Regions from separate parts of the Homo sapiens genome. Here region 2 is linked to region 1. The links are chromatin loops, found by intact Hi-C in ENCODE. Cell type or tissue: Caco-2. All regions are shown on one strand. Links, peaks and the distances in the headings refer to the core of each region. The heading gives the core; the rest is flanking DNA. Region 1 has its middle 180 kb from the start of API5. Region 2 overlaps LOC124902662 (a long non-coding RNA gene).

Region 1 (15,494 bases), core at 3,954-11,953:
CCAAAACAAATTATTTATCGATTATTTACTTCTTTAAAAATTTATTTACCTGATTGCTATGGTCTGAATTTGTCCTCCAAAATTCATGTGTTAAAAATTTAGTCCCTAGTGCAAGAGTGTTTGGAGATAGGGCTTGGGAGGTATTTAGGTCATGAGGGCTTTGTCCCCATAAATGAATTGATACCACTATAAAAAGTGTTTTCAGGGGTGGGTTTGCTATCTCTTGCCCTTCTGCCTTCCTCCATGTGATGACACAGCAAGAAAACCCTCACCAGATGCTAATGCCTTGATCTTGGGCTTTCCAGCCTCTACAACTGTGAGGAAATAAATTTCTGCTCTTTAAGAACTATCTAGTCTCAGGTATTCTGTTATAAGAGCACAAAACGGACTAAGACACTAATGTAACAGCAAATGCCCTTCTGGGGCTTTAGTTGCTCATCTGTGAAATTGAGCTGCTGGACTGAGTTTCCCCAACTCTAAGACACAAGGATTCCCCAGGAGCTCTAGCTCTCCTTTGAGACATTTCCCCCACCAGGCAATGGTCTCCTAGCTCAGTGATGCTCAGCCACTCAGGGAACTTTTAATTCCAAGACTGGGAACTCAAACCTGGACATTTTGATTTACTTTGTCTGGGATGGGCTTAGTCATAGGTACTGTGGCCAGGGTTGAGAACCACTGTCCTAACTTGACGACCTTTCTCTTCTTCCAATCTCCACCCATCCTACAGCTCCTCCATGATACTCCATGACATTCCCAACCTGCCTTTCCAAATTATGCTTATCAATGGAACCAGAATGATCTTTATAAAACAGATATGACTGTGCGACTCTCCTGTATATACAAGTTTAGTATCTCCCCAGGGTTTACCCAATGGGGTTCTTAAGATGGCACACAGGCCCTTACCTGGCCTGACCCCAGAGCTCTGCATCCCCAGCATCTTCTGCAGCCATTTCAGACAGCACCCCACACAGATTACGCAATATGCCCCAACCACACCAAACACTGTCATACAACTAAGCCCAAATTCACCCTGCATTTACCTGGAAGGCTCTCCCATCCTGTTATCTACTTTGTCCATTCACCCAGCTTTTCAAACCCATTGCCCCTCTTCCCCTGCTCCCACCTTCACACCTCACTGCATCCTCCTAGAACTCTTCTGTAGTTCCCTCAGGCAGAGCTAAGAATTCTGTCATCCATGTTCCTATATGTCTATCAGGCAGCTTAATATGTCTATTAAGTCCTCACCACACTGAATCATTGCAACCACACATGTTGCTCTCCTCTCCTCTGCACTCCAGCCTGGGCGACACAGTGAGACTCTGAGCTCCTTGAGAGCCATGCAGTGTTCACTCCAGCACCCTGAGAGAGCAATATGTGTATAAAATACCCTTCAATATGTGTCAAATAACTGAATGAATGAACAGACATAATAACAAGCAAATGCCATGCTCATGGGTCACTGAGAAAGGTTCGAATAATTTTCAAACTGCTTCTTCCTTAGACCAACAATGTCTCCTGATTAACAGGCACTACCATGGAACTCAAATAGGGCAGAGTGGCAGGGAGAAGTGGCAGAAAAGTAGACAGAACCAGGACCTCTTCTCGCAGTTTAAACCAGACTTAAGCCAGCAGCTTACACACCAAGCAAGCACAGAGAGGTTTCCTTTGGCCCAGAAAGTGCTTTAAAATTCTGGTTCTACACTTTCACTTGATGTGTCGGAGGCTCAGGCAACCCGCAACCTGCATTCCCACCAGGCTTCAATGACAGCAGTGGGGTAGCTGCTCCCCCATTTTGAGAAAGCACCTGTGTTCTCCAATGCGCCACAGTCCCCAACAGTCTCTGTTGTCTTCCCTTAGCTCATCTCTCCCAGTATGTTTGCTGTCTGGCCACTGTAGGCATTTGAGTTTGCAACCCTGGGTTTAAACAGATTTCTTGGCTTAAGGAGTTAAAATGCCTGGGGGTGTGCTCATTCTTTGCACCAAAGATTAACAGAAAGGATCTCTGCAGCTCCATTTCTCTCCAGGCTAGAAAGTTTAATAAAACCCAGCTGATGCTGCCTGGCTTTAGGGCTGAGAATGCCAGGGGCCATGACTGGGAAAGGAGAACAAAGTGGGGGGAAGAGGAGGCTAGGTGTAGCACAAAGAGGCTGTCTGGAAGTGTGACCCTCTGTTCTGCCAGGCTGAGATAAGCTCCTCAGCAGGACTGTTAAGGAAAGGTGAGGACGGAGCTGGACACTCAGCAAAGGGAAATGTTCAGGAAGAAATTCCCCAGCAAGTCTGTTAGACAAGCCACTGTCTCGTGAAGCTTTAGCTCCACTCACTGGCTGGCTATAAATTAAGCTCCAGGAAGCCAGCACAGCTCAGCAAAGCTTCCAGGCAGCCCCAAGGCACTGCTTAGAAGAGGAACTTTTCCTCAAACTCCACCTCTTACAGAGTTTCCATAGGCTGGCCATTTATGGGTTGTGTGACCCTGGACTTCAGTGTCCTCCCGTAGAAAACAAGGAGTATGAACTAGATTTATCTCTAGTGTCCTTTCTAGGTGTTTCTTTCTTTCTTTTTAAACAAGGTCTCACTCTGTCACCCAGGCTGGAATGCAATGGAACGATCATGGCTCACAGCAGCCTCAACCTCCTGCGCTCAAGTGATCCTCCTGCCTCAGCCTCCCAAGTAACTGGGACCACAGGCATGCACCACCACTCTGGGCTAATTTTTTTACTCTTTGCAAAGATGGGGTTGCAATGTTTCCCAGGTTAGTCTTTAACTCCTGGGCTTCTAAGAATTTTAACATTTGCTCTTTCTTCCAACAAAGAGGTGATGCCCACATAGAGGAAAATGTAACTTTATATAAACATATATAAACCCTGCTTTCCACTTTAATTAAGACATAAATACCTGCAGCAGCTAGAGATGTGAAGAGGCAAGTGAGCAGAGGAAATGTGCATAAGACTCTCAGCAGCTTGGTAATAAACAGGGAGGACTGAAGTGACCCTGTGGCTCCAAAGGTGGCTGTTCATTAGCCTCCTCCTATCCTTAGACCCAGCTGGAACATTGCATGCACTGGCTCCCAGGTTGCAGAGGATGTCAGCAGCTCCAGCTCACCTGATTGAAGGAGGCCATGTGACTTTCCCTGGACTTCCTGCTTGGACAGTGAATCCCTGTAGGGCCTGGATCCATTACCCTCTTCTTCTCCCACTCTACCCAGCACTCTTCTTCATGAGTTTGCTTTCTCCTGTCTTTTTTTCCTCCACTTTTCATTCAAAAATTGTTGATTAAGCACCTCCTATGGGACAGACATTTTTCTAGAGTCTGGGAACACCTCAGTGAACAGACAGGTTCTTATTCTTATAGATCTTCCATTCTAGAGAGAAAGCTGAAAGATAAATAACACAGCAGGCAGTGAGGGGTGCTACAAAGAAGGATAAGCAGGGTAAGTGCGTGGGAAAATGTGCTACTTTGTCCTCTAGAGGCCAGGGAAAGCCTCTCTGTTAAGGTGATATTTGACAGAGATTTGAAGACACTGAAGGAGTGAGCCATTTGGATCTCTAGGGAAAGAGCATTCTTCTCCACGCAGAGAAGAGCAAGTGCAAAGGCCATGATGAAGAAGTGAGCTTGGCCAGAGTGAGGGACACCAAGGGTGGCCTACAGTGCATGCAAGTCTTAAGAGATGAGGTTCCCGGTGCCCTTTGACTGCTCCAGAGATCCTGTGCTCACAACACAAAGCCCCAATCATCCTAAAATATATCTATGCTAAGGAAATTTGTCCCAAAATTTCCTTTCATCATGATTTACCTTCTGGTATCCCACCCATGAAAGCAGAAATTTCCTGCTTTCTCCTAATAATTGCTAACCTGTCTCCTCCCCTAAAATGTAAGACCAAGGAGAACAGGGACTTGGTCTATTCATTCACTGCTCTATGTTCAGCTCCTATTTCAGTACTGAAAACCAAGTAGGCCCTCAATAAGTATTTTTTAATTAATTAATTTATTTATTTTATTATTATTATTATTTTATATTTTTGAGATGGAATCTCTCTCTGCTGCCCAAGCTGAGTGCAGTGGCACAATCTCGGCTCACTGCAACCTCCACCTCCCAGGTTTAAGCAATTTCTGGCTAATTTTTGTATTTTTAGTAGAGACAGGGTTTCACCATGTTGGCCAGGCTGATCTCAAGCTCCTGACCCCAAATGATCCCTCTGCCTCAGCCTCCCAAAGTGCTGGGATTACAAGCATGAGTTACCGCCCCTGGCCAACCCTCAATAAATATTTATTTTCTAGATGAAATGGGGAAACTAGCTATGTTACATGGTAATGAGGCAGCTGACTTTCTTGGAAGCAGAAGACTTAATTCTAGATTTGGTGACACAAAAGCAATAAAGGAAGGACCTCTATAAATCACTCATGTCTCTGAGCCTCAGCTCTCAAAGTGTTGGATTAGAACTAGGGATGGCAAAATCCTGCTACAGGCACAACCACTACCCCCTTCCATGCCCACTAGACCCTCTAATGAACCGTAGCTGTCTCTCTCTAGAAAAAACTTCGGAATTCTTCCCACCCAATGCTCTTAGCAGCCACAACCAAAGGGTCAGAGGTGACTCTTACAATGAACCCAATTTGCCATCCATCAATTAGATGTTTAAGATTCCTTTCCACTTTAATATCCTATAATTCAAATCTAAGCAAGCTTGTTTGGCCATATGGAGGTACATTTTTCTGCAAAATCAATCCCAAGAAATCCTACTGCTCACAGGCAAGCAGGTAACCCCTGCTTCCATAGCACAGACAGTCACTAATAACACTTGCTTCAATTGGGACAAATAGTTTTCCCCCAGAACCTAATTCAAGGCTATCTTTTTCAGGCTCTTTAGAAGGCTGCTAGAGTTGGTCCCTTGAGTAAGCTGAGTATTGTGGTGCCCTTCAGTTCCTATGCCATAGAAGCTTGAACCTCATTCATTAATCCACTAGCCCTAAGGCTTAAAACCAGTCTGGCCTGGCTTGGAGCCTTTAGATCACTCTCTATCTTCTGGCCAATAAGAATGAATTTCTAGGCCAGGCATGGCGGCTCACGCCTGTAATCCCAGCACTTTGGGGGACTGAGGGTGGCGGATCAATTAAGGTCAGGAGTTGAGGTCAGGACCAGCTGGGCCAAGCCCATATCTACAAAAAATACAAAAATTAGCCAGGCATGGTAGCACACACCTGTAATCCCAGCTACTGAGGGAGGCTGAGGCACAGGAATCGCTTGAACCCAGGAGGCAGAGGTCGCAGTGAGCTGGGATCGCACCACTGCACTCCAGCCTGGGCGACAGAGTGAGACTCCGTTTCAAAAAAAAAAAAAGAGTGAGTTTCTGAGGTCTCTGATATGGTTATGGTCTTCTGGCTCTCGAGCCCTTCAGCCTCATTCCTCCTCAGGCATTCATTCCTGACCTGTCCCTCATGCCTTTCTGTGTCTCCTGTCTAAGCGTTCTTGCTCCCCATGCCTGATGGGAGTTGAATGCACCTTTTCCTACAATGTGCACTCACCCCTCAGAACATGTTCTCCTCCAGCCACTCCAGGTACAAATCCAATAAAATCCACCCTGAAGTCAGGAACACTCCCCATTGGCAGGCCCATGAGATGGGCATTTCTGCTGAGGAAGAAAAATACACAAATATCCAGATATAGAAGAGGACCATGAAAGATGCCCAAACCCCTATGGAGAAATGTGGCATTGTCTCAACTTCCTCCCAAAACCACGAAGAGGAGTGTTTTAAATGACATGATCCCATAAGGACAAAGGAAATTGGAGAAGTATGAGCAGAGGAGAAAAGCCAACAACATTTTAGAAGCTGAAAGTTGAGCAGTGACTGTCTTAGTTAGCCAGAGAATATGAGCTAAAAGAGAACTTTATTACATGGGCCCTGTAACAGGAGACTTAAAAACACCATGGAAAATGTCTCCAAATGTGTGTTCTTGAAAGTTGCTTGTTCAGGTACTTGTCATCGAAATAACTTCCCTTTCAACCCAAACATCTTAATGTCACCATCACTGACTACAATTTCCTTCTGACTCCATATCTCACAATGGTGGTGCCCTGGGGTAACTGGAGTGCTTTAAACCCCTTTAAACTCCAGTGGCCCTCTACCGAAGTCACCCAAATAAATACACGATGGAGGTGAAAATGCTGTGCTGGGTATGCAAGCACTGAACAAGATAACTCTCCAGCCCTCCAACCCTCTACTCCAATCACCATCCTAAGCCCCTCACTCTCCCATACAAACTCTGGAGTGACCACTGGGATCTCAGCCACCGGTTCTTCTTAATATTCCTCCTCAAGTTAGCATCATGGTCCCCTTTAAAAGTCATCCCCATGCCTACTCTGAGCAATCATTTCATCTGGGTCAGGGGTCTGGATCTCAATAGAAGTGGAGGGTATACCAGTAATATTTATTTTTATGGAGGCTTTTCTGGAGTTATATCTAAGATAGTGTGGTCAGAGACATGCCTGTGAGGATTTGCTTTAGTAGAGACAGAGTTTAGGAAAGCTAGAGGCCCAGAAAGTTAATACATCCATTAGACAGTCTTTCTACTGGGTGCTTGGATGCTAGAGAGTCTGAAATGGCCATTGAGGGCACTGCTGAGTGTATAGGAAACCATGCACATTTTGCTCCAGATATCTAGAAGTCAGAACTTATAATTATAGGGGGTAAAGTCTTGACTCCAACTTGTCCTGAATTGTCCTCAGTTTATGTTGCATGATGTAATAAAAAGACCCAGAGCTTTCAATTTATGGATATGGGTTTCAAGCCCAAATCTACCAATTTACCTGTGCGATATTGCTTGATCATTCTGGACCTTGATTTCCTCAGCTGCAAAACAGAGGCAATAATAATACCAACCTTGCATGGTTGTGTCTAGGATTTTAAATAATATACGTAAAAATTTTTCAGTGCAATGCTAATTACACAGGAGCCCCTGAGGAAGTGATGGATATTCTTTTTCTTCTCACTTAGGCAAAGGCCCATTTCACTGCCACATGGAAGTGAGTATTCCACAAGAATACTCAAGGTAGGGTAAAAATTTTCCTTTAAAAATACCTTAAAATCATCTGACATGTTTGAATAAGTTTCTTATTTGATTAAGGCCCCACAGTTCTGGGCTCTACAATGGAGAAAAGGAAAAAAAATAACGGATTTAAGAGCAGGAGTTACCAATCAACCGCCTTCTCAAAAAAGAGTCTCCAATTCCTAAAGAGATGAGTTCTTCATGGGACCAACCAGGATGAATTGCATGCAAAATGTGCTCCAACTGAAGGGATCAACCTGTAATTCTCAGTCTTCTTATAAAAAACCCAAACAATTAATTCAGAATGGCTTGAAATGGAGAATATTTTTAAAAGCTCTCCAGTGACCCTAGTGTACAGCCAGGATGAAAAGCCACCCTCTTTTTAAAAAATGACCTATTGGATGGAGAAAAAGGATTTTACTCATTTAAATATTTGAAATACCTTCCAAACACAATCACCTAAGTCTCAGCATAGTTGCTGCTAAATCACTTGTCAGAAAGTTCTGACACAAAGTCATCTGCTTAAGCAGAGGTGCCTCAGGTTATCTGAGTGTGTTGAGGCCAAAAGGAGATAACATCAGGCCCAAAAGAAGAGGCAGGTCTGCAGTTGAAGAAGCAGGTAATCTAAAGTTTCAAAAAGGAGATAAGGCAGAAGCAGAGAGAAACTTTGGAAGTAGGGCAGAGGCCAGTTTGATCACAAGACATGAAGATGCAGAACAAGGTAGCCACAGAATGACTCTTGTGGGCAGCACACACACGCCACATTAAATATAGCCTGGGCCGGGTGCGGTGACTCATACCTGGAATCCCAGCCCTTTGGGAGGCCGAGGCAAGTGGATCACTTGCACCCAGGATTTTGAGACCAGCCTAGGCAACATGGTAGAACCCCATATCTACAAAAAAATACAAAAAATTAGCCAGGCATGGTGGCACGGACCTGTAGTCTCAACTACTCAGGAGGCTGAAGTGAGAGGATTGCTTGTGCTGGGGAGGTCAAGGCTGCAATGGGCTGTGATCATGCCACTGTACTCCAGCCTGGGTGACAGAGTAAGGTTGGAGTGCAGTCTCAAAAAAAAAAAAAAAAAAAAAAAAAACCCTGCAGCCTGCACCACTCCTACTGGTAGGCTTGCTCTGGTATCAGCACTTCAAGCAGGTGATAACACTATGAAGTTTATTTTTAATTGCTAGGTGTGGTGGTTGTCCTTCTTCAGAGTAAAAATGCACTTTCTTACTCCCTTTGAAGTGAGATGTGGACCTGTGCATTGATCTGGCCAAGAAAATGTGACCAAAAATGACCTGGACACTTCCGATGGGAGCTTTAAAAGCCAGTGCACAATTTATCACTGATCCTTTTCCTGCTTCAGTCATCATGGAAGCCCAGGTCAGGATGGAACTCCCACCAGCCTGGATTGCTGATTAAGGATGCTCCATGTTAGCACAAAAAAATGAGTTGTTGTGTTAAGCCACAGAAATTTGGAGGTGGTTTCTTATTGCAACATAACTAGTCTCCATGGCTTGAGATTATTAATGGGATTTTTCTAGCGTAGAGTTTCTCAATTTTGGTAGGATTGATGTTTGGAGTTAATGCTTTCTTTTTTTTTTAATTATACTTTAAGTTTTAGGGTACATGTGCACAACGTGCAGGTTTGTTACATATATATACATGTGCCATGTTGGTGTGCTGCACCCATTAACTCATCACTTAACATTAGGTATATCGACTAATGCCATCCCTCCCCCCTCCCCCCACCCCACAACAGGCCCCAGTGTGTGATGTTCCCCTTCCTGTGTCCATGTGTTCTCATTGTTCAATTCCCACCTATGAGTGAGAACATGCTTTCTTGTGGGGATTGTCCTGTGTATTGCAGGATGTTGAGTGGCCTCCCTAGCCTCTACCCACTAGACACCAGCAGCACCCCACCCCAAGTTGTGACCATGAAAAATGCCTCCACCAGTATGATTCCACTTATGTGAGGTACCTAGAGTAGTCAAAATCATGGAGACAGAAAGTGAAATGATGGTTGTCAGGGGCTAGGAGAAGAGGGAAATGGGGAGTTAGTGTTTAATGGGTACAGAGTCTCAGTTTTGCAGAATGAGAAGAGTTATATGGATGGATGGTGGTGATGGTTGCACACCAGTGTGAATGTGCTTAATGCCACTGAACTATACACATGATATGGTTCAAATGGCTAATTTTATGTTAGGTGCTTTGTCACAATTTTTGAAAATGGAAAAAAAAGTGTCTCCAGACATTGCCAACATACTCGGGAAAGCAAAATCGCCCCTGGTTGAGAACTAGTGTTCCAGCTGTAGCACAACACATTCAATTGTATAATATGTGTAAAAACATGGGCCTAGGGCTCAGCCCTGCTTTTTGCCATTAAGGGTTAGAATCTCATCTCTCCTAAAATATTTTTTATCTACTCAGATTTTAGGCCAGGATCAAAAGGACAATTGACCTGTTTGATCTAGAAAAAGCCCGTCTATGGACACAAAACTGGTGTGATATAAAACTGTAAAAACTCTTACACTGTTTTAAGCTTTCCATCTGATAAACAGTACAGTAGAGATTCCATTTGGGATAATTTTTCCTGAAACCTACTTGTTTTTCATGCTGATTCTACAGTTAAGGGGCCTGGTCTTAACATGTGTTGAAGCAAAAGAGTGAGAAGAGCTGAGGGAGACATCAGAGACTTTCCAAATGACAGAATTGCAAATCTTCTGGGCAGTCCTCCCCTGAGGAAGGGGTAGCTTATACTTTGAATGCATCTTGAGGAGTATTCTCCACACCTGAGGAATAAATTAAGGCTAATACGGTTGGCTCAGCTCTTGACAAATTGAATTCCATGCTGGGACTGAGGCAGCAGAGGGCTTTTTACATCTACCTCCACCACCACCACCCTGCCTAAGTCATCTCGGAGAATCCTCTTTCTATCTCAGTATTGGGCCTACATTCTTATACTTCAGCCCTTTTCCATAATGACCCCTCCAGATTGCCACACTCTAGAACCACTACATAGAAGGCGGCGCTACTGCTGTGTGGACACTTCATCTCAAAGTGAGGGGTCGGCTCACATGATCGCAGGCCTCCTCTCTCTGGCCTTCTAAAACATTCTCCGGGTTGAGGCTAAAACTGCTCCCCCAAAGCCCCATAATAGGCATGAACAGATTATCCTCCCCTTCTTTGTTCCAATGGCTGGAATCCTTAACTAATCCTCTCCCCACAAAGTAGGGCTGATTTCACAAGCTGTTACTTCAGCTGCTTGCTCTGCCATCTGCTCTTGATTTGCTTGGTGAACACCTCCAGGGTGCTCAGAGCTGCCCTGTCACACTTCACCCCACTCAGCTTCTGGCCCCCCACCCTCAAACACATCTGCATCTGCACAACCCTCCCATGCTCCAGTTCTGCCCACTGTTGATCCATCCATCTGCGCTCCAGGCCCCAGCACCTTGGGAGCTTATGCTGTCAATTACTTGCGCTTAGTTCAGAATCTTTAGCCTCTCCACATCCATGGCTCTTTCATTTACTCAATGTAGTAACATGTTTAAACCTCTCCCATCCTGGAAAAAACAAAAAAAAAGTCATACATTCATTTAACCCTATCTCCCTCTCTAGCTTAAAGTAATCTGTAACCTTCCTGGCCATTTATTTACTCCATGTCCCAGGTTGAACTGTATTCACACACTCCCAAAAATTCATGTTCTTCCTAGGAATCTTAGAATACGAATTTATTTGGAAATAGGGTTGTTGCAGATGTAATTGGTTAGGAGTGGACCCTTAATCTACTATGACTGGTGTCCTTAGAAGGAGAGGAGAGGGAACACAGACATACACACAGAGAGGAAGCCATGTGATGACAGAGGCGGGAACTGGATGATGCGTCTACAAGCCAAGGAATGTCAGGACTTGCAGAAACCCCAGAAGCAAATGGAAAGGCATGTAACAGATTCTTCCTAGCATCTTCAGAGAGAGCGTGATGCTGCCTACACCTTGTTTTGAACTTCTAGCCTCCAAAACTGTGAGAGAATAAATTTCTGTTGTTTTATCAAGACACCTAGTTTCTGTTATTTTGTGACAGCAGACCTAGAAACTGAATATACCCCTTAAACCACTGCGGTTTTCCTTTTTGTTCCAAGATTCTTTCATGTATGACCTGTGAGAGCCAAATCCAGTCTTTATTTGGCCTCTCTGGAGCACATGCGACTCATTTATTCCTTGTTGTTGCTCCTCCCCAACATCCTTCTTGGCCTCCTTCATTGCTTCCTAATCTCACAGCCATCTACCGCACAGTGGAGTCCCTGGGTTCATCACCACATCCTCCCACTCTATTCATGCTCCACTGCAATCTCATCCAAATACCAGCTCTCCTCCTACCCCCCATGCTGATGATTCCCCAAGCCCTCTAGCCCAAGCATCTCTCCTGAGATCTACTTTTGAGTTCCCCACTGCTTCCTGAACATTTCCACTTAGAACTTCTACAAGCACCTCAAAAACTACATGGCTAAAATGGAAGTCATGGTCTAGAAGCCTCCTTCCCAAATAAACTTGCTTTTCCTCCTGTAACCGGAATGTCTATGAGAGGCTTCACATTCACACAGGGGCATAAGCCAGACACCTGGCATCTTCTTGGGCTTCTCCCCTGCACCCTTCGCCATAGTCACTGAGGCCAAAGGACTCTGCCTATAAGGGTTCAGGGAATGCATCCTCTGCATCCCTGCTGCAGCTGCTTTAGCTCAACTTCTTACTACCTCTTGTGACTAGTGGAGACATCCACTACACCCAACTTTGATGCTGCTCTGGGAGCACTTTCTTATACCACCTTGTTTTTTTGTTTTTTTTGTTTTAATTTTATTATTATTATACTTTAAGTTTTAGGGTACATATGCACAACGTGCAGGTTTGTTACATATGTATACATGTGCCACGTTGGTGTGCTGCACCCATTAACTCGTCATTTAGCATTAGGTATATCCACCACCTAGTTTTAAGTCACTCCCCTGCTTCAAATGCTTCAGGGGTTCCTGGTCGCCTGCAGGATGACGTCCTTAGCATTCCTCCACTTGGAATAACAAGGCCTTATAGCATCTGGCTCTCAGGAGCTTAGAGTGAAGGGACTCTGCATTCAGCTCCAGAACCTACCACATACTTGCTGTGTGGCCCTGGGCAATGTACTTACTCTCTCTGGGCCTCAGATTCCTCATCTGAAAATGGGGATAATAACAGTACCTACCTCATAGCGCTGTTGTAATGATCAAATGAGCGAATATGTTGAGAGTACCTGGAACTGTGTCCAGCATGTAGTAAGTGGGCACTAAATATTAACTGCTGTTGCCGTAAGTATTACCTTTCTCCACTCATTTCCATACAGCTTCCCATGTATGTTGTTTTCCGGCCAAGCAGCACACTCTTCCATCTCAGAATTTAAAAAAAAAAAAAAAAGAGAGAGAGAAAGAAAAAAAAAGTCCTACCTGTGTTCCCCTGGCTCTTGGCCTTGACACACACTGTCTGGAATACCTTTCCCACCACCTCTTATCCCACGGTCCCTATGAACATACTTCGACTCATCTTCTCTACCCTAAGTACCCTCCCCTGCCATCAAACATGCTCTTCATTGAGCCTTCATAAGGCCCTTGTGCTCACCTCTATTGGAGCACAGATCACACTGCATTATAAAGGACCATGTCCTGTCTCTCTGTCCATCTTTCAGAGTTTGCCTTATTGATCTTAGTGATGTCAGCACGTGACACTCAGCTGGACAAAGAAAGCAGGCTCAATAAAGGCTTTAGAGTTCAGTAAAGAATTGTATAAAGGCATAAAATAGAGATGGGATACAAATATTTCCCAGGCTGCCTGGGATAGTCCTGGTTTAGGCCATGGTCCTGATATAATTACTAACAACACCATCTTTCACTGTCAAAAGTATCTCCTTTGGACAATACATTATAAAGTCACTCTAGGTATTAGAGCTGTGATTCTCACCCTATCAGGCCCGATTTTCTCTTTGTTTAACAGCTATTTTAGAATATCCTATGCACTATCTTTAAATGAAATTGATAGGCAATAGAAACTGCCAGTAACAGAATTTCCAAAAAATCAATGTAATAACCTAAAAAGAATGCTAAATGGAAAATGAAGGAGATTTTTAAAAAGTAGCTTAAACTAAAATTATATATGCAGTATTTTGACATATAAATGCATAGGTAAGTGACTTACGCTTCTGGCCAAGATGGAGTAACAGAGACCAAAATTACCTTCTGACCTAAAACAACAAAAATACTGGACAAAATATATGAAACTATGGCCCTCAAGCAACAAAGGGAATCAATCACTGGAATCAAGCAACAAAGGGCAGTGATCCTCAAGAGATGAGAAACAAAGGAGGCTAGTCCCAAAAGTTTCCAGGCCACAGCACGGGAAGGAAGAATGCAGATGGAGCTCAGAGATCTTCCTGAGTTGAGAAGACAGAACTGTAAGTCTGGGAAGGCCAATGTGGCTAGAATTCACAGGGCAGAATATTGAGGAGGAGAGGGCTGTACAGAGACAGAGCTCTGGAAATCTGAAGAGAATACATATCCTCCTTGACTATTTAACGGAATAGTGATCAGAGTATGCAGGTAAGAAACCTGCCTGAGAGGCCGGGCGCAGTAGCTCACACCTGTAATCCCAGCACTTTGGGGGCTGAGGCAGGTGGATCACAATGTTAGGAGATCGAGAGCATCCTGGCCAACATGGTGAAACCCCATTTCTACTAAAAATACAAAAATTAGCTGGGCGTGGTGACAGGCGCCTGTAGTCCCAGTTACTCAGGAAACTGAGGCAGGAGAATCGCTTGAACCTGGGAGGCCAAGATTGCAGTGAGCCGAGATCATGCACTCCAGCCTGGGCAGCAAAGCAAGACTCCATCTCAAAAAAAAGTAAAGAAAGGAAAAGAAAAGAAAAAAGGAAAGAAAACTGCCTGAGAATAGAAAAAGAATCATCTGCAAAGATTAAAGGGGTTAGAGGATTCCCAGTGCTCACAGGGAACAGTCCCTGTTAACATCAGTCAGAATAGAAAATCTCATAATTCATGAAGAGAGAGTACTTAGAAGGGTTCTGCCCAGTAGTGAGCAAAACAACCCTAGACCAAATACTATTCTTATCACCTATCAAAACTTACAGGCAAGGTCTGGAAGGCTCAAAATTTTCCAGGTAGCCTAATTGTATAACAGAACAAAGCTCAGGAATATTTATGGAAATATAAAAACATGCAAGAAGCCAATAAGGTAAAATTGGTGATCTCTGTCATCTAATCAAAAATCATCATTGATGTGAAGAGGCAAAAAATATGACACATAATGAGGATAAAAATCAATGATAGAATTAGTAGATAAGATAATAAAATTAGCAGATAAGTATGCTTGAAGCATTGATGTAACTGTATTTCATATGTTCCATAAGCTAGAGTAAAGATTGGGCTTTTAAACTATGGAAGATATAGGAAAAAACCCAAATTGAATTTCTAGAAATGAACATTACAGTGTGTGAGATGAAAAATACACTGGATGGAACTAACAGTAGATTAGAAATTGCAGAATAATGGCTGGGCGCGGTGGCTCACACCTGTAATCCCAGCACTTTGGAGGCCGAGGTGGGAGGATCATGAGTTCAGAAGATCGAGACCATCCTGACTAACACGGTGAAACCCTGTCTCTACTGAAAATACAAAAAATTAGCCAGGCGTGGTGGCAGGCACCTGTAGTCCCAGCTGCTGGGGAGGCCGAGGCAGGAGAATGGCATGAACCTGGGAGGCAGAGCTTGCAGTGAGTCAAGAAGCACCACTGCACTCCAGCCTGGGCAACAAAGTGAGACTCCATCTCAAAAAAAATAAAAAATAAAAAAAATATAAAATAAAGAAATTGCGGAATAAAATACAAGTGAATTTTAAAACATAGCGATAGAAATTATCCAAAATAAAACACAAGGAGAAAAAATACTAAAAAAAAAAAAAAAAAAAAAAAAAAAAAAAAAAAAAAGTAGATCATCATGAAGCTGTGGGACACCTTTAAGCCACCTAATATAAGTGTATTTGGAATTCCTGGGAGGAGGAGGAACAGAAAAAAATACTTAAAGAAATAAAGTTTGAAAATTGTTCAAATGCTCAGGCAAAACTAACCTGCAAGATGAAGAAGTAGTCAGATGTTTACATTTAAACACATAAATCACTATGGAATTGACAGCTACAGATGCAGACCACTGCCAGAGGTGTTATTTGGGTGACTTGAGTTTGAATACTATATGTGCTTTTCCTTCTTGGGTGGGACTGCCTGGTATATTCCAGGATGTTCATCATCCCTAGACCTTGCCTAATAAATGTAGTAATACCACCAATCACTGTGCCTGCCCCCCACCAAAAAAAAATACTCTCTAGAGTGCAGTGCCACTTCTTTGAGAATGATTGGTCTAGAATACACCA
Region 2 (15,494 bases), core at 4,987-12,986, 65 kb before region 1:
AAACCACCCCATACTCAGTGAATTACAACAGCATTTAGTGGCATGCTCAGGCATCTGCAGGCCAATTGTGATTTATCTGATCTAGGCTATTCTAGGCTGGGTGGCTTTGTTTCAGGTTGCAGATTGCAGATCTGCCTCACACGTATTACTCTAAATCTCAAGTTACCCAGGGCATGGCCTTCCTGTGGAACATAATCAATGCACACAGGAACAGGCCCAACTACCCAAGCATATTTCAAGCTGCTGCTCCCATTACTTCAGCTAACATCCCGAAGTAGGTCACATGGTAAAGCCCAATATCAGTGTGGAAAGGAAGTATACTACCATAAAGTGGAATGAGAGAAAAATATTTGTGGAACAATAATTTAAATTGTCACACCTTGTCTCACCAACTGCAGAATCTGAGCTCTTATTTATTGTCTCACAAGGCTTCTCTACTGTTCTAAGAGAGTACCTCTCTACTCCAAAAAAAATCATTATTAAACCTCTTTTTCACTATTAATCTGCATAGGATTGAAGGTTGTTCCTTTTACTTATTGTCTATAGGTACCTGGCTTAGCTCTTCCAAACAGCTGAAAGAGCCCAGCTGGAGGGTAAACATAAAGTTGATAGCCCATCATTCCATGCTCATCTCAAAAGCCAGGCTTTGCAGCCCTGATAAGCAACCTGCTGGGTCTACAAATCTGCCATGCTTCGCTCTGTTAAAATTTTATTGGGCACAGTATGGTAACTCAATTAATAGTGAGAATGACACTAGCAAGTGTCACCAGAATTGCAACCTATTATTTTTTCCTTAAAATCTTTTTAAATCACAAGCTGACCAAGCTCATCAGGAGCCATGTCCCTCTACAGGGCATATTTAGTCTATCCCTGTCTTCTCCATTAGTTTCCATTGCCAGAGTCCCACAACTCTGTCACCAGCTATAAGCCTCTCTCTTCTTCCAACAGCAATGCAGCCACTTCCCAAAGGAGCTAATTGAAAACACAAATCAGGCTCTTTGGCAGGATTCTGTGCTGTTGGTAGATTTTTTTAATTTGTTTTTTTCCCCATGAATCAAAAATTTGCTGACTTTATTCCCTCTTCTTCCTCACAGTGGTCCTAATTTAGAAAGCATAGACACAGAAACAAGTCCCAAAGCCAGCCTGAATTACCACCTTAAACATGTATGAGGATGGATTCAAAGCCAACCAGCACCTGCCCTGAAAAAGCTGTAGGCACCTGGCCTTCCAAGGTGTCCTGGACCCCACCTGTCCCACTGGACTTGCCATTTGTGGTCCAGACTTGGAACTTCTCGGCTAACAATAGCCAAAAGTCAAAGGAAGACTAATTGTATCCATAATCAGTTGGCTTGCCAATCTATGACCTTCAGAAAATAAAAAGTCTATTATATACAAAGTCCGATCTAGGAAAGCTGAATGATTGGGAATCGTCACAGTGCTATTTACATTCTTTTTCCAATCTTTTTAAGTTAAAGTCCAGATGGGCATGAATGATGATCTTTATTAAATACACATATTTTTCAAGGTTAAAGAGATCCATGTCATTAGAAAAGAGAAGATAAACATACTTCAGAGTTTCTCCCCCAAAGAAATTTTCCATCTGGTCTCTTGATTTGGATTATGAAGATTATCAATGGAAGGGCAGTCATCTGAACGGATGGAGGTATACTTGTTGAAGCACTGCAGGATCTCCTATCCCCTATCTCGGCAATTTCTGTCCCAGTTGAACTGGTACAGATATAACAGGCATTCCATTGTTTCTGGGCATAGCAGACTGAGACTGTCTTCAAGCCAGACTCCTACATCCCTATGGCTATCTTTGGAGTTAACATTGAAATAAAACTTTTAGGCTCAGTCCAGTCTTAAAGTAATAATACCACTGGTAACACATCTTCCTAAAAGCTTTAATTCCACATGGTCATTGGGCCATCCATAGGGAACACCCAAGCCAGAGTCTCAGGCAAAAAACACACTAAGCAATCTACCTTGGTTCCAAATTTGCCATTGACAGCTTCCCCCATGAAAGTCAATTTGTTGGGCTCAGACTGCTGAAGCAAGTGGTTTTGTATTCCTTCTGTGATTTCAACATAGTCTTCTAACAACTGAAATTTTTTCTTCTTACTTGGATCTACTGCTTTCGCAGATACTCATAGTAACTATCAGTTCTGGCTCCAAGAATGAAGACATTGACAGGAGTAAAGAAGCCACTGGTAGTACAAATGAATTGGGCACTAGCCTATCATTCTTCCCAGGCAGAAAATGTACAAATGTACATGCATTATCACTTCCATCACTGCCTTTTGAAATTTATCTCCAGTGAGACAAGAAGGTTCTCTGAACTCAACTCCAATGGAGTTGTTGTCACTTCTGACACCACACCAACATCTGATTAGACCTCACCTGTGACAAAGTTTACAAGTAGGGAATCTTGGAGGAAGTTCTGAATGCAGGCATTAGCCAAATTCCATTATCTTTAGCTTTTACCAAAAAGAAGCTATCTCAGAAAGAAGTCTATCCAATATATGGAGAGTGATCGCAAAGAGATTTATCTCCACATTTTTTTGAAACTTTAAATTGACACCCATTACTTGGCTCCTTCATATTTTTTTGTAGACCCATAATCTACCTGGTGTCCAGGGAATCAATCAAGTTAGGCCAAGACCATACACCTCATTGAATGATTTGGATACTGGTTTGGACTCATGATAACCCCAAGTAAACTTCCTATATCCTACTGGCTTGAGCTTATTGTGGCCTCAAGCAAGCTTCCTGTATCATTTCTTTGGAGCAGTTGTCACTATGCATTGGCTGCCAATTTGTGTGAGTCCTGGGAGACAGAACATACTTACATGCAACATGTTACATGAAGCAGATTTGTTACTTATAGATAAGCAGCAAGGAACAAAAGAAACTTAAAATCCATGTAAGCAGGTCCCTGTGGCTCAAGAAAGCTGCTCAGGGCAGGTGGAGTCTCAACTGCACATGCCCCACTTGCAACACAGCCAAGGCACCTGGAAAAGCAGCCCACCCTGGTTAGATATCTCACGGCCAAAAGGACTCACTGGGCAAAGCTCTAAAGGATATCCTGCTTCCAGGGGGAGGAAGAACAAAGCTAGGGCTTACCTGGGCAGTTTCTCCCTAACTCAAGATGATACATTCCCTAGGAGGGACAGGAACAAGGCCTAGGGTTTTTTGGGCAGTTCCTCCCTATCTCAGGCTTCTAGAGTTACTTTCAAACACTACAAGCAAAAAAAGGCAGGAGAACTGGGTCCATCCAAGGCCACACAGACAATTATCCTACACTTTCCACGCAATGGAAGGCACTTATCACAGGTTTCTGGCACTCATTTGGAGGAGCTTATTCTTTCTACATTTTGGCTTCCACTGATGCCAACTTGCTGGGGCCTCTGCTTTTCTGGAGAGGCTTCTGCTAGTCCTCAATTACTGCTCCCACCAGCTAAGGACCTCTCTCAAAATATTATCTTCCTTGTGACTTTGTCTCCATTTTTCCTCCTCCTTCTTGCTAACATCCTACCTCTCATACTTCAGGAAGCAGAAATGCTCTCGAGGTATCTAAGCTAAAATCTCAGGGAAATCTTTCAAGCAATCATCTGCTTTGTGGGGAGCCTTGAAGCAGGAGGATTTGGGGGCTTCAATCTGTTGCATTTTCTGCTCTTCTGATAATGTGCCAGTCAGAGCTCTCCCATGGTCTTTTAAGTGGACGTAGGAAAAGAGTTCATAGCCAGTCAGAAAGACTAAAAGGAAAACAATTCCGTTTTAATGAAACCGCGATGGTAACTTCCATTTCCTTCAATATAAACACAGCCTCCTCCCTCCAATATAAACACAGCCTCCACCTTCTGTTGCTGTAAGAATCACTGAAGTGAAAATCAGGAGGTGACAGGCAACGGTCCATGGCAGTGGCGCTGGGGGGCAGAAGTTCCGCTTCCGGCTTCGCAGCTGCAGCTCCAGAGGTTCCTCTCACAACTCACCTTGACTGTAGCACTGAGTCTGCGCCTTGCAGTTCTGCTTGGCCAATTCTTAAACAGGGGTGAATAGCCATTGGGCATATCCAAGACCTATGGTTTAATAGCACTGGTTGGCACTTGCTGTTTCGAGACTATTTTCACAATGGACCAATGAAAAATAGCATTTCATAGGGAGCCAGAGGGCCTTCCTTTGCACATTGATGTCTGAAGGAAGCCCCCAGGAGCTTTCCTTCCGTGGTTCTCAAACTTCAGAGTGGCTGAGAATCACCTGAAAGGTTATTGAAACACAGGTCCCTGGTCCCAACTCCCAGAAATTCTGAATTAGTACATCTAGGGTAGAGAGGAGACTGCATTTCCAGCAAGTTTCACCAGCATCAGGTGATGCTGATGCTGATGTTGCTGGGTCCACAGACCACTCTTTCAGAACCACTGCTCTGATGCCAGGCAGTTCAGGGGGCCACAGGTTTGAGGAGCCCAAAGATAGCAAGACTTAGGACCATCTTTTAACTCTTTCAGCCAAAACAAGAACTCTTTTTGTGTTTTACAAAAACCTGCATGAGATTTCATTTGGGTACGGTTCCTGCAGTAAAAATGGTTTGACAACCACTTCTCTAGGAGGCATCAAAACTTGGGATTGTGCAAACTAAAGACAGAGAAAGAGTAACTTACCTCAAGAATATCAGAGGCAAGAACACATTCATTAACTCAGCAAAAGTTGAAGGGTTATGAAAAGCTAAAAGGTTATGCATGTTGCTGAGGTGGAAAAACCAGAGGCCTACTCTGGGACTCACATCTGTATAATAAGATAAACATGCAAATGATAGGTTGGTGAGGTGAAGGATATGTTAACTAGTTTCATGTAATCTTTCTACAATGATCAAAACCCCACATCGCACACAATAAATGCATATAATTATTATTTGTCAGTTAAATAAATAAATAACAAATGAGTACAACTGTTACATAGTTGCTATGACAGAGGCCTCTTTATGAAAAACAGAAATGGTTAGCATGTGGCTCACATACTATCCTTCCACCTCCTATTCCAGAAAAGATTTTACTAATTAATCGTAATATTCCTCCCAAGAGGTCCCAGATGTGACCTCAGAATCCTTCTCAACACATTAAAACACTGAGCCACAAACAATTGATTAAAGGTAGCATTCAAGTTGAAATTTGTGTGCTATCGTTGATCCAAGTTCTGGTAAGAATATTTCACAATTCCATCTGTGTAAGTTTAGGAAATAATTCATAAAGAGGATGGTACTTGATAGAATCTTGAAAGCTAAATACATGATACATAGGTGTCAAGGAGAGTGAAGAAGGGAGGAGGTGGTGATGGAGTATTCCAGCAGATGTAAAGAATAAAATTCATTACAAAGATTAACAAGTGAATGGTAAGTTGGCCAGCAATTCTAGACCATGGCTTCGTAGATGTTTTATGTGAAAGAAAAGAGAGTTTATTAAAGGTACCTAGACGTGTGTGCAGGGAGGGTCAATGGACAATTTTTTAAAACCTGACTAGATTATGTTTCTGGGCTGTGGAGAAGGATGTAGAGAGAAAGTTTGAAAAAAATAGGCAAGAAAAGAGAATATAATGAACAAGTCCTCAGAGAAAACCTAAGGCCAGTATTCTCTCCCAGCATTGCTTTGAGGTTGTCTGATCCCTACTCCTAATAGGGTGGCTGTGGTGGAAGCACGCATGCACAGCCAGGTGTCTAGTGCACAGGCACAGAGAGGAAATGCCAAACATCAACTCAGAGGGAGACCAAGCTTGAACCACAGAAGCATACCAAGAATAGCTTAGGGTGGGAGGGCCAGGGGACTAGGGAAGTCAAGAATGAAAAGCTTCTTCTCTGAGACAGCAAAAAGGCAGTGGTCTGGAGGAATTCTAAAAGGAAAAAAAAAAAAAAAGAAAATATCACATGTCCATTGGGACTCTGCCCTCAACAAAGGTCTGGATGGGAAAACCAACAACATTTTAAAGATGGATGAAACAGACAGAAGTATAGTAAACAGGTTGTGTTTTAAGATCATGACCAATTCTTTTTCTTTTTTTTTTTTTTGGTCACTTTGCAGTACTTTATTAATTATAGGAGGTTTGAGTACTCTCAATCTTCGTTTTCAAATTTTCATGCCCATTCCGAAGAATTTAGTCTTCCACATGAACTTAAGGAAGTTCCTTGAACCTCCACTACCACCTTACATTTAAAATGGGTTTTGAGTATGATACACCTAAAGAATAAATTCAATAGGTAAATATTAACATCGTTTTTAACTTTAATTTTACTTTTAACTTTCATTTTACTTTTTAAACTTTTATTTTAAAATCAGAGGGTACATGTTCAGATTTGCTACAAAGGTATATTGTATAATGCATGTTGAGTAGAGTATTTTATAATAAGAGTCATTTATGACAAACCCAGCCAATATCATACTGAATGGGCAAAACCTGGAAGCATTCCCCTTGAAAACCAGCACAAGACAAGGATGCCCTATCTCACCACTTCTATTCAACATAGTATTGGAAGTTCTGGCCAGGGCAATCAGGCAAGAGAAAGAAGTAAAGGGTATTCAAATAGGAAGAGAGGCTGTCAAATTGTCTCTATTTGCAGATGACATGATCCTATTCTAGAAAACCCTATCATCTCAGCCCAAAAGCTTCTTAAGCTGACAAGCAACTTCATCAGAGTCTCAGGATACAAAATCAATTACAAAAATCACAAGCATTTCTATACATCAACAACAGACAAGTGGAGAACCAAATCATGAGTGAACTCCAATTTACAATAGCTACAAAGAGAATAAAATACCTAGGAATAGAGCTAACAAGGGAAGTGAAGGGCTCTTGAAGGAGAACTACAAACCACTGCTCAAGGAAATCAATCAGACAAGACATAGGCAAATGGAAAAGCATTCCATGTTCTTGGACAAGAAGAATCAATGTCGTGAAAATAGCCATACTGCCCAAAGTAATTTATAGATTCAGTGCTATTCCTATTAAACTACCATTGACATTCTTCACAGAATTAGAAAACAAACTATTTTAAAATTCATATAGAACCAAAAGGCAGCTTGAATAGCCAAGGCAATCCTAAGCAAAAAGAACAAAGCTGGAGGCATCATGCTACCCAACTTCAAACTATACTACAAGGCTACAGTAACCAAAGCAGCATGATACTAGTACAAAAACAGACACACAGACCAATGGAACAGAATAGAGAACTCAGAAATAAAACTGCACATCTACCGCCATCTGATCTTCAATAAACCTGACAAAAACAAGCAATGGGGAAATTACTTCCTATTTAATAAATGGTGCTAGGAGAACTGGCTAACCATGTGCAGAAAATTGAAACTGGGCCCTTTCCTTATACCTTATATACGTATTAACTCAAGATGGATTTAAAGACGTAAATGTAAAGCCCAAAACTACAAAAACCCTAGAAGAAAATCTACACAATACCATAGGCATGCCTATTCAGGATACAAGCACAGGCAAAGATTTCAAAACAAAAACATCAAAAGCAATACCAAAATTGACAAATCGTATCTAATTAAACTAAAGAGCTTCTGCACAGCAAAAGAAACTATCTTCAGAGTAAACAGGCAACCTGTTTACTGGCAAAAGATCTGGCATTAAGATCTTAATATCCAGAGTCTACAAGGAACTTAAACAATTTTACAAGAAAAAAAAACAAGCCCATTAAAAAGTGGGCAAAGGACATGAACAGACACTTCTCAAAAGAAGACATTTATGCAGCCAACAAACATATGAAAAAAAGCTCAACATCACTGATCATTAGAGAAATGCAAATCAAAACCACAATGAGATACCATCCTACACCAGTCAGAATGGCAATTATTACAAAGTCAAGAAACAACAGATGCTGGTGAGGCTACAGGGAAATAGGAATGCTTTTACACTGTTGATGGGAATGTAAATTAGTTCAACCATTGTGGAAGAGAGTGTGGTGATTCCTCAAAAACCTAGAACCAGAAATACCATTTGACCCAGCAATCCCATTACTGGATATATACCCAAAGGAACACAACCAATTCTTAAGAAAATCTTTTATCCGATCATTGATGAAAAAGTGCTGTAATTTTTTTTCCATAGTGAGAAATAATAAGCAAAATGTGCCAGGCAGTGTGCTAAATGCTTTAAATACATCATCTCCCTTAACTTAATCCTTGTAATGCCTATGAGATATTTTCATCTTACACATGAAAAAACTTAAGTTGATAGAAGTTAAAGGACTTCACAAGCTTGTGTGTGACAGAGCTGGGTTTTTAACCCAGGGTCCAGGCTTCTATCGACTCTACCCTACGTACTTTTTTGAAGAACATCTCTGACCCCACAAAAACACTTGCTTACTTTTCACTGAACAGACTGTTTTAATTTTTTTCTAAGCATCCTTCAAGGCCCATTTGCTTCTCTCTGTGAAGCCTTCACCCGCATCCTTGTGCTCAGTTAGTGGTACCCTGCTCTGCCTTCCTATATGATACCATAAAGCTTTGTACTTATCTCTCCCAGAGCTCTCACTATGTTTGATAATAGCCACCTGTGAGTTTGTCTTTACTATAAGGTTGAAGCAAAGCACAGAGAAAGGATGTGGACTTTGAAGTTAAGGAGAACTAGTTCAAATTTCAGTTCTTCCTCTTATTAGTTGTATAAACATGGGCAAATTACTTAACCTCTACCTCATTTGTAAAATCAAGATAATGGCAACAATGATTGTGAATATTTTAATGAAATAAGATTATGTTAAGTTCTAAAACATGCTGATGCTAATTAAATGGTAGAAATTATCATGACTTTTTATAACTGTTAAGTGAATGAATTGCAATTTTATCTTGATTCACCCCATTGGTTCTATATTTCTGAAAATTTAAGATGGGAACATTTGTTTACAACATAAATTTCAAGCAAAATATTTAAACACCTCATTTAAGAAAAACAAGCTTTTCACACATATATGTTTATAAACAATTAAGGTATTTATGTAAATATCCTTATAGTCATCAAAATGGATCCCAAAAGATCTCAGCTTCCCAATAGTTGGTTTAATTTGAATTACTATAAGACTTTAAAAATAATAAAAGTACAATTCCTTTAAATGGCTGACTGTCACACAAGTCCGTGTGAAAAGACCACCAAACAGGCTTTATGTGAGCAATAAAGCTATTTAATCACCTGAGTGCAGGCAGACTGAGTCCAAAAAAGGAGTCAGCAAAGGAAGACATGGGTGAGGCAGTTTTATAGTATTTGGATAGGTAGTGGAAAATTACAGTCAAAGGGGGTTGTTCTCTGGCGGACAAGGGCAGGGGTCACAAGGTGCTTGGTGGGGGAGCTTCTGAGACTCATTGACTGGGAGAAGGAATTTCACAAGGTAATGTCATCAGTTAAGGCAGGAACTGGCCATTTTCACTTCTTTTGTGGTTCTTCAGTTGCCTCAGGCCATCCAGATGTATACCTGCAGGCTTGGACTCAGAGAACTCACACTGACATGATTTTACTAAATTACATTCCAACCTCTTTCTTCCAATTAATCCCAATGAGTCAAGTTTTATTGTGTTTACATTTCAAGTGCAAGGTTAAAGTAAGTAAGTCAAAAATCTCAAATCCAAATGTTTCAGAGAGCCATAGAAAAAGGCTTTGGCAGATTAATTGGAGGAAAAGAGGGCTTTCAAAGGAGGCTGAAAACAATTTTCTATTGATAGTTAAGTATGTCATCATCTGAGGGTATATGCAAAGCAAGACTAGCCATATGACTGAGAGTTACATGGGGCTTCATTATATTACTTCTTTATATAGACTAGAGATGTTGGAAATTTTCCATGATAAAAAATATTTTAAAAGAACAAGATATAATTACCATCATCATTTGTTAAATTTACTGGGCATTTTCCATCTCTTTTAATTCATAAAATTATCACTTCCTTATGAAGAGAAGCAAACTTAAGATTAAAGAGATTACAGAAATTTCCCAAATTCACGATCCTAATAAGTAGCAGATTTCAAGACTCTCATTTTTAACCAGTCCAAGATACTCAGAAGGAGAAAGGGGGAGAAATGGCATCCTACTGAGAAAGGAAATGTTTCCTTTTTCTATGTGAAAACTGCTAGCAGCCCTCAGATAAAGAACCCCAAGGGGAAAGCAGATGTGACAACTGGAGGCACTGCGTGTGGCCTGTGGACTCCTGGGGAGGGAAGCAAGTAGAGCAGACCACAGCACTGATAGGGGAATGGAGCTGGCAGAAGTGAAGAAACAGCAGCTCTACTGGGATCTATCAGAAAGGTAGATGGATCCAAAAATATGTTGAATCAAAAAATGCAGAATGTGCTGTGTGCAAAAACCGGAGAAGGAATAAATAACCCACCCTGAGGGAGATTCATTCAGATGTTTCCTCTCCAAGAAAAAGTGTGAGGTGAGTATTTTCATTTGAGTTTGAGGAAATTCAGGCAACATAACCAAGAGAAGCACATACCCCAAGATTTCACAAGCAGAACACAGTTTCCATGTGGCTTGTGGAAGGAAGTGGGCATTCAAAACCCGATTTTGAATTCAACCAGGAATTCCCAATGATATATGAGATGGACATACTGAGTGCTTTTTGTCAACATCCAACGAATATTTATTGAGCAAATATTATGTTTGGCACTGTGCTACATGATGAAATACAACAAAGAAAACAGATTCAGTTCTCTAAGCTATAGAGGAAACAGACAAACAAGTCAAACAACAAAAAAAATAAAATAATTTAAAAGGTCTGAGTGCCACTGTATTGGTTTTCCAGGGCTGCCATAATAAAATGTCACAGACTGGGTGGCTTAAACAACAATTTATTTTCTCACAATTCTGCAGACCAGAAGTCCAAGATCAAAGTGTCAGCAGATTTGGTATTTCCTGAGACCTCTCTCCTTGGTTTGCAGATGCCACCTTCTCACTGCGTCCTCACATGGCTCTCCCTTTATCTATGTGTTTTCTGTTTCCTGATCTTCTCTTCTGATAAGGGCAGCAGTCACACTGGATTAGGGTCCACCCATATGACCTTATTTTACCGTAATTACCTCTTTAAAGGCCCTATCTCCAAATACAACTAAGGTACTGCACGTTAGAACTTCAGCATATGAATTCGAGGTGGGAGGGAACAATTCAACCTCTAACAGCCATGAAGTTAAAAAACAGGATGCTGGCCCCATCTTTTCAGGGAAGTCGTACCTATTCAATCTGATGAAGTTAGACTAATAAGTTATCATAATACGGGACACCTCCTCCTTTTGCACAGTTGCAATTGTCACAATGGCAATTTACATTACTTTGTGTGATCACTTGCTTAAGGTCTTCCTCCCTCTCCTCACTGCAAGCTCCAAGAGGGCAAGAATCTCTTCTGCTTTTTCCTTTCACTGTATCCTACCACTTAGCAGTTAACTGTACCTGATATGTAGCAGTTGAGGTATCCACACATGTATTTTTTAAAAGGATGAATGAATAAGCATCAAGATTGAGAACAATGTTGAGGTGTGAGGTAGCATCTAAACTGATATCTGAAGGATGGGATGATGAGCTGGACATGAAATAAATGGGAAAAAGACAACTCCAACCACAGTATGTGTGAAAGGTTTGCAAAAAGATATAATCTGACATGTTACAAAATATATGTATTACATAGTGCCATATAATAATTGAACTTAATATGGCAACAAGATAAGACTGTCTTTTGTTTCAGATATTCATGGATATGCTGGGAAAATGTGGAAGAAGGGCCTAGCAATATCCTATAAAGCTAATTACTTTGGGGAATTCAAATAAAGATGAACCAACAAGAAAACAGCAGAGACGAATAATCCCTAATTTTCCCCAAATCTCAAAGTAGGAAAGTATCTTTCTCAACCGGAGGTAATCCCCCTCCAACTCCCAGGTTTCAAAGAGTAGCAACTGTCAATCTGCAGAAATTCAGCTACCACACATACCCTATGAATATATTAAGACTTTATTATGATTTTGCAGCTAAATTGCATATGATCTTGAACTCAATATATTGTTACTATACATGGACATTTTAGAGCACTGAATCTGTTCAAGGAATTTGAAGATCACTCCATTGGTTTTGAAACTCCTGCAGCAGAATAACCCTCTGCATGTGCACAGAACTTTGAAAGACTGCTAACATAAGACTTGAAGAGCTTTTATGGAGGCTACAGTTGGTTAGATAAGCAATAAACATATTTAAGCTTTTGCTCTTGAGTTACACATTATGGAAAATACATAAATATATATATCTTTCATGAAACACACATATGACGCACTGTACACCCGGGAAAAAAACAAAATTTAATGGTCAAAATATCCCATATTTGAGTCTGTCAACCTGAAATCAAAAACATCAGAATCCAGCTTAAAAGAGTTCGTTCAACTGCAAAGCTGAGAATAGCCATCCAGGTAATACAGATTCCAAAGGAATTGGATCAGTGCTCCAATGCTGAAAAGTTAAGGTCTTGCTTATACAGGCAAAAAACAAATGTAACAGGATTACAACATTTTCCATAGAAGGCTGGTTTATGAGTTACAGCAATTAGATTAGGTACAGCTTGTTTCCTTTTCATTTTCCAATTAAAGAAACTATATTCAACGTTTATCCCAGACAATGTGATAGTCATGAGGTCTTTGTGTAGGAGAATTAAGAGGAAAGTTAATCTATAATGAATATCAACAGTGAAAAGAGAATGGGTCTAGGTCTTCCCTTGTGCCCTTTAGTCTTTTACATTTTACAAAACAATGTAGGTTAAAAAAAAAAAAGCCTAATCTGTAATCAGAGAACAAAGATAACAGCTGCCTAGGTTACAGGTGCCTGTCATGTGACTCAGGTCCCATAATCACATTCCTTTAAGGCTCAAAGTAACTTAAAGTTCCAACAGCTTTTGAATTACTTTTTTTTTACAAGTCAACTTTGCCAATAGCCAACAGTGTGACCTTGACTGCCACATCACCATGACATATTCACTGTGTGTCTAACTCCTTCACTAGATTATAATTCCCTAAGGGCAGAAGACATGTTTTATTTCTTTTTCATCTTTACCAGTTCCTTCTGTAACAGGCACTCACCAAATAGATGTTGTGTGGCTGGATGGAATAAATAACAGCACCTGTAATAGATAAGATAGACATTATCTTGTTTACCAATGCAATAAGTTAACTAAGATAAAACATATATAAAACAATTACAAGGTGTAAAGTATATCTGAATAGTCTGTTTTCACATGGCTGATAAAGATATACCTGAGACTGGGCAATTTACAAAAGAAAGAGGTTTAGTGGACTTACAGTTGCATGTAGCTAGGGAGGCCTCACAGTCATGGCAGAAGGTGAAAGGCATGTCTCATGTGGCAGCAGACAAGAGAAGAGAACTTCTGCAAGGAAACTCCCCTTTATAAAACTATCAGATCTCATGAGACGTATTCATTATCACAAGAACAGCATGGGAAAGACCTGCCCCTATGATTTAATTACCTCCCACTGGCTCCCTCCCACAACAGGTGGGAATTCAAGATGAGATTTGGGTGGGGACACAGCCAAACCATTTCACTAATCAAGGTGAAATTATACAGTATTAATAATAAATTCAGCAGAGGGGAGAGAATAAGACAAACCAACTTGTCTCCAAATTTAGTCAAAGATATATTTAAGAGTTAGTGAAAATTTGACTCACTTAAAAATACTTCTAATGGGGAATGGTGTATAAATTGTCTGGCAAGGAGCCAGTAAAAGGAAGTGGTTCTGTGGTCCTTGGATTTTCTTCCCTGGGGTTCATCCCCTTCCTACTCCTTAAAATCTTCAGAATAGATTTATATCCATGTTCTGCTATAAAAGGAAGTGGCATTTTCCCTTTTTTAACTACTTTTTAAATCTAATATTTTTACTTTGTTCTGTTTTCTGATTGCTAATATCTTCCCTTATTTTCTTAAGTATATCTATCATGTTTATGTTAAATTATCTTTTCATCTGTTCTAACCCTTTTGCTCCAGATGGGAAATGTTAACCAGTTTTGTATCATCTCTCTTTTGAGGAAATTGTACTTCTCTAGTGTCTGGTTATTTTCAGCTTATCAGCTCAGCTTCCCCTAGGAGTTCAACCCGCTTGTCTTGCCATTGTACTGAAAAAGGTTCAAAGATCAGGCCCTATCTTTGTCCATAGCATAAAGAATAAGGAGAGACAAGAGTGAGTCCCAGGACAGAGAATCTTGACATCCACAGAGCCATCACTCCTTTTTGGCAACACCTACCCAGGCAACTCCTCTTGCCAGGCTTTCACTTTTAAACCCTTCTTTAGGAAGAAGCAGTGTGGGGAGGAGGCATATCCCTAGTTTGCAATATACTAGTCCGTGGATCTAGGAGAAGTGCAGGAGTGAATGCCTAGGAATAGTCAGTCCATACCTCTTGCCATCAACCTCAGCAAGGTGGTCACTAACACCAGTAGCCTAGCACTAGAACAATTAGGCACTGATTGTCCTAAGGCAGCGGGAGAAAGAGGCAAGAGCTAAATGTCCCTAAAGATTTCCTCTAGCCACAGCCACTCACCTTCAACATTCACCATCCAAAATAGCCTTCAAGGGCTTCTTGTGTTCATTCCTAGCACCCTGGATTCTCAATTCTATAGCTTCTTTAAGGTTGATTTTTGGAATAGGGTGCCAGTAGCCCATACTAGTTTGCTTGTTTTTAAGACCTTGTTTTTAAGCCCATCCCCTCAATGGATTTCTTTTTTGTTTCTTCGTTTTATGATTGAGTCTTGCTTTGTTGTCCAGGCTGGAATGCAGTGGTGTGCGACCTCAGCCTCCCGGGTTCAAACAATTCTCCTGTCTCAGCCTCCCGAGTAGCTGGGACTACAGGCACACGCCATGACACCCAGCTAATCTTTCTGTATTTTTAGTAGAGACAGGGTTTCACCATATTGATCAGGCTGGTCTCGAGCTCCTGACCTCAGGTGATCTGCCAGCCTTGGCCTCCCAAAGTGCTGGGATTATAGGCGTGAGCCACCCACCGTGCCCAGCCCAATGGATTTCTTTTAAAAGACTTTCTGGCTTACTTTCAGGTATCATTAGCCAATAAGTAAATTGTGATATTGTTTGAGAATCAGTGATACATTTGAGTATCAAAGATTTGTGATGTGCCTAGCAATTCTACTTTTAGAAATGTATCCTAAAGAAATAAGCTGATAGGTACACAAAAGTGTTTAAGGTCATCCACTGCAGTGGTACTGCTAATAGGGACAATTTGGAAATAACTGAGTGATCATCAGCAGAAGATTGGATAAATAAATCTGGCATACAAATGCAACACAATGCTGCATAGTCATGAAAATGATGATATGGATTATATGGGCAGAGAAGATATACCCTGTGATTGTTAGCTTACATTTCTAATATAATTCCATTTATGCAAAATAAAAGAGAGAGGGAGAAAGAGGGCTGTAGCATAGACAGCAAAATGTTATCACGGATTGT

The links. A loop is a pair of places that touch in the nucleus more often than their neighbours do. Peaks named below come from ENCODE experiments on the same cell type or tissue, not always from the same donor. Only the 100,000 strongest peaks of a DNase experiment are listed, where the experiment ranks them.
Region 2: it touches region 1 in a loop (14-fold over the local background); 2 of 110 quality-filtered maps call a loop at or near these places.

What each region holds. Positions count from the first base shown.
Region 1 is chr11:43,128,551-43,144,044 of GRCh38, forward strand. No RefSeq gene overlaps it. Among named protein-coding and RNA genes, the nearest start is that of API5, 180 kb to the right of the region's middle. In Caco-2, for the core only: no CTCF peak of the experiment used is centred there; a DNase peak (open chromatin) is centred at 7,641.
Region 2 is chr11:43,062,125-43,077,618 of GRCh38, forward strand. LOC124902662 (a long non-coding RNA gene) reads right to left here. Exons shown (of 2, transcript XR_007062656.1): 2 at 13,038-13,140. It also overlaps the pseudogene LOC100533710. Among named protein-coding and RNA genes, the nearest start is that of API5, 240 kb to the right of the region's middle. In Caco-2, for the core only: no CTCF peak of the experiment used is centred there; a DNase peak (open chromatin) is centred at 9,357.